2 separate regions of the Homo sapiens genome follow, and region 1 is linked to region 2. The links are chromatin loops, found by intact Hi-C in ENCODE. Cell type or tissue: K562. All regions are shown on one strand.

What was found. Hi-C counts contacts between places; a loop is a spot of excess contacts. Peaks named below come from ENCODE experiments on the same cell type or tissue, not always from the same donor. Only the 100,000 strongest peaks of a DNase experiment are listed, where the experiment ranks them.
Region 1: a loop joins it to region 2, with 6 times the contacts of the local background. A loop is called at or near these places in 19 of 110 quality-filtered maps.

The regions. Positions count from the first base shown.
Region 1 is chrX:151,756,317-151,758,816 of GRCh38, reverse strand. No RefSeq gene overlaps it. Among named protein-coding and RNA genes, the nearest start is that of CNGA2, 23 kb to the right of the region's middle. In K562, no CTCF peak of the experiment used is centred here; no DNase peak of the experiment used is centred here.
Region 2 is chrX:152,342,448-152,344,947 of GRCh38, reverse strand. The region is part of intron 3 of GABRA3 (gamma-aminobutyric acid type A receptor subunit alpha3); the gene reads left to right. Among named protein-coding and RNA genes, the nearest start is that of MIR105-1, 49 kb to the left of the region's middle. In K562, a CTCF peak has its summit at 1,439; no DNase peak of the experiment used is centred here.

The DNA of each region.
Region 1 (2,500 bases), 590 kb after region 2:
ACGCCATTCTCCTGCCTCAGCCTCCCAAGTAGCTGGGACTACAGGCGCCCGCCACTACGCCCGGCTAATTTTTTTGTATTTTTAGTAGAGACGGGGTTTCACCGTGTTAGCCGGGATGGTCTCGATCTCCTGACCTCGTGATCCGCCCGCCTCGGCCTCCCAAAGTGCTGGGATTACAGGCGTGAGCCACCGCGCCCGGCCTGAAGCTGGTATTTCTAACATTTCCTCTACAAGCCAGGTCATCCCACACAGTCTATGTGTGCCTTCCTGTCTAATGGAGCCCTTGACATGGACTCCTGTCTTAGCGGGAAACCTGTTTACCTCTCCCCTCCTCTCATACTGTTTCCTTTTCTAGAAATGTCCTGTCCTGGTTCTCTGCCTGAAAAACGACTCAACCTTCAATATCTTCCCTAATTCTCCCAGACAGAGACAGTTACAATGTGCCCTAGACTTGGCAGCACCTTTTATAAGTCTGGCTCTCACAGTACACAGCATAGAGCACAGGACCCCAGTGATCTGTGACCAGGTCTGTCTTTCCACTATGTTGGAAATCCTGGAGGGCAAGAAGTTGGTGGAATTGTCATCGGTGTCCCCATCACCCAGCGCAGAATGACCAAACACTTTGCTGGTGCTGGGTTCTTGTCACTATTTGCCACTGGGGCATCATTCACACAATAAACTTTCACTGATTTCTTGCTGGGTGCCAAGCACAGTGCCAGGCCTTGGGGGTACAACCAGACACAAGATAAACATGATCTGACACTATTCAGTGGAGAGAGAGAGGAGAATTTGAACAATCACAGAAATAAAGGAGGACAATATGAGTGAGTGGTGCTAGCCAGAGATTTAACAAAAGGTGATGTGGCAGAGAGTAGCTGCATGGACACTTCAGACTGGGCGACCAGACATTCAGGTGGATGATTGAGTGTCCAGAAGGAGACAGTAATGCAGAGATCAGGGGACAGAGCATCCAGGCAGTGGGAACAGCAAGTGATTAACCGAAAGTTAAGAGCCTCTGCTATCACTGAAACAATGATTAAACACATGTTATCTTGGGTGAAGGCTCCCTACTCCCCAGCTTGTAGCAGGGACAGAAGGAAAACAGCTCCAGCCATCTCCCTTGAGCAGCTTTGTCCCAGTCTAATTTGCCTTTCCACTGGTCAAACTGCTGCTGCCTGACAAGAGCCCTGAGTCCCAGATCCCTGGACCAACTCCGTCAGAAATTGCCTTGATGCACAGGATAAGTGAGGTCTGGAGCCAAGCAGACCCATGTTCCAATCCCAGATCTTTCACTTACTGGGACTCTAGGGCCCATTAGTTAAGCTCCCTGTACCTTGGCTGTTGTATGTACAAATGGAGAAATCTAGCTTGTTGACTTAATGCCAGGCTTAAAGGAAACCACACACGTATAGTGTCTGGAGCAAAATGGGCCTGTGGTGGGCCAAAATCACCACAGCTAGAAAACCCTTGGAGACCATTTAGTCCAGTCTTCTGTTGAAAATGGGGACACTGTGGCCTAGTCTTGCCCAATATCACTTCCATTCAGGACTCCAACATAAATCTCCCGGAGCTCGTACTTCCCTGAATATTAAATTCGTCTTTCAGAAATAGCACAAATTCACTTTCCACTTGTATCACAAGGTTGAAGAGTGGCTGTGGGTGTAGGGGTGTGTGGGCATGGGTGTGAAACATGCTAAGAAAATCACTTAACACACAAACACACATGTGTCCCCACATCTCTGATACATGTGTGCAGACTCCACAGGCGAAGAATCTCGCTCTGTTATTCCTAACTTTGACTTCTGATCCCAGTTCTTTAACTTTCTGAATGTAGGGCTCAGAGTCCCCAGCTGTATAATGGGACACTTAAGACAATGTTTGTGCAGCCACCACCATGTCCACTCCCTTGAGACTCTGCGAGTCCCCAGAAAGCCATTGCCAGCATCCTCTAGCAGGTTTTGGTGCAATGGCAGAAATGATGATCTGTGTGTAACATCTCTAGGAGCTGCCCTGGCCTGGGAATATGACTGGGGAGGGTTGGTGGCTTTTCTGGGTCCAATGCCTTCAGCTCAGTGCAAAGTCTGTCGAGGCTATATCCTTCTACTACCTTCCTTTCTCCCGCTTCATGTACCACTGGATCCAGAGGCTGGTCCCAGGAGTCTGCTGCTTGGGATGCTGGGAGCTGGGAGGAAGAAGGGTGGGCTAGAAGCCTGAAACATAGGGAGGAGACAGACTGAGAAGGAAAGGGAAGAGAAGGGGCTTGGAGGATAAGCTGGAGCAAGAACTGTGAGAAGGGAAGAGGGATGATGAGAGGTGAGGCAGAAGCAGGGACTAGGCTGCTGGAAAAGACAGAGCCATAGGGAGGAGAGAGGCAGGCAGCAGGAAAAGATGGCTGAGCCATCCTGAAAGACAGAGAAGAGGAGGATGGGAGGATTCGGGAGGACAGAGAAAAAAGTGCCTGGGGAGGGGACAAAGAATGACATGGGGGAAGGAAAAAGCG
Region 2 (2,500 bases):
ATTCACAAAATGTAATCTAATGCTCTTTTGTAATCTGTAGTCCATATTCAAATTTTTCCAATTATCCCCAAAATGTACTTTATAGAAATTTTCATTGATTTAGGATTCAATCTAGGATTATGCATTACATTTATTGTTGTGTCTGTTTAGCCTACACTCAGCATTTCTTTGTCTTTCATGACATTGATTAAATCTTCCATATTTATTTTCAAAGTAACACCATAGGAGTTAATTATGTCTTTATCAGCACATTGCTCAAGAAGGGACTTGAAGTCTGTTTGCTCCATTACTGGTAATGTTAATGTAGATGTTTACCAGGTTGCTGCACTCTAAAATTACTATTTTAAAAGTTTATAATTAATACGTAATTTGTGGAGAGATGTTCTGACACTATTTTATGCCTTTTCCAGCTTACACCCAATAGTCTTAACAACTATAGATTATCCCTGTGAGACTAATAACAATTATGGTGGCAAAATGGTGATTTTCTAAAGCGATTATTATTCTACACTTACTAAATGACATTCTATTGTAAGAAAAAATCTCTTTCTCTTTAATTAATTAGCTAATGTCAGTATGAATGGATTTTTGCTTTATTCGGTGGATTACAGTCCATTAATATCATTCATTTCAATAGACTATTTTGATTAAAATTTTTGCTAATAATTTCCCATATTCCCTAAGTGGAAGCCTATTCCATTTGGCTTCTGTTTCCTTTTGATATGCTCTCATTTTTTGAGTACTTTCTTATTATATGGCATGACAGTATATTCCAGACTTATTTTGTACTTTCATAATCCAGCCTTGGAATTAGTCATTTTTCCAAGAATAAGTGGTACCTTTTTTGGGAAATTACATTTAGAATCAAATTTCTGGCTGCTAGGTGTCCTCATTACTGCTAGGATCTCATTGCTTCCAGGATTTTTCAGTAGATAGAACTGGGAAAATAGCAAATGCACACACACTCACACATATACACACACAGATGTATTGTATATATGTATATGTATGTGTGTGTGCATGTATGGCAATAAGTTTACACTGATACTACTAATTGCAGTCCAACAAGTACTTTTAATTGATACATGTACCCATTTGTTTAATCCTACAATATACAAAAATATTTTGAAATTACTACACCCATAGTACTACAATAAACACATTAAGTAAAGTTAAATATATATTTGCAGTTTTTTCATTGTGTTTTGATTTTGGACTAAGGCTATGTAACGCCTGCTTTTATATAAATAATGGATTAGAGTAGAGCGGTATTGAAGGAGGAGAGACCAGTCACAAATTAATTGCAATTTTCTAGGATGAAAATAATGACTGTGTGAATGGAGAGAATTTGGTGACTGCTTAGATTATGGGGTTAGAAAAAGAGGAGGAGAAAGGGATAACTTCTAGGTTCCTGGCTTGTATCACTGGGTGGTGCTATTTTCTAAAATAGGGAAGACTGGAGGGAGAATGGTGCAATTGCGTTTTGTTTTTTTTTTTTTTGGATTTGAGGTTGGAACAATTAATATGGAAAGAAGAGAAAGAAAATAAGGACCAGATTTACTCTCCCATCTTAAACAACCACAAAGAAATGAACAAATATATAGTGTTTTATAGAAATCAAACAAAGGCAGCACAGGATATTGATTCCTGAAAGAAAGAAAACAAACAAGGTGAGCTCTGTGATTGCTGATCCTTAACTGCCTGGAGCAAATTTTTAGGCTACAGTGCAGGGAGGGGAGCCCAGATAGCGTCTGGTGGACTGTTTCAGTTGAGAAGAAGTTGAGAAATTGGGGAGGCCAAGGTTATTAATTCATAAGGCAGAGGAGAAGATAGAGCTGCATGGAGACTAAAAAGTTGTGGAGAGAAAGACAGAGAGAGAGAAAGCAGAAATCTGTAGAGGGTGCTTCACAAGTTTTCAAGTATGTACTCCTTACCTCACAACTCAAGGATGTACTCCTTACCTCACAGCTCAAGGATGAGGAAAAGACCACTGGAAACAGTGGGTAAAACATCAGGGTTTGGAATAACTTGTGTTTTCACCAACCAGAGTTTCCATCACTCTACTTGGTGGAAACACTTTTAACACCTGGTACATGGGGTAGGGTACTTAGAATATGGCCTCAGTGGCATGGCAAAATTATCCCAAGACTAAAGGCTGCTCTAGTCCCACATGACAAAGGTTAAAATCAAGCTTCAAAGAATTTAACTATTTCTAAGTAACACATTATCTCGGAACAAAAATCAAAAATATTTATAGCAGTAAAAAAATCTGATATCTGACAAAGTGGAATTCACGATGATTCCAGTCAAAAGTTTCCAGTCAAAAAATTTGAGAAAATTTTCTGGAAAAAAGTTTCCAGTCAAAAATTACCAAGCATGCAAGGAAACAAGAAACTACAACCCAAAAAGGACAGAAACGCTAATAAGCCTAAGGATATAGCAATAATAATTAGCAAAAACAAGACATGGAGAGAAAGAAAGACTGAAAAATGAAATGGAA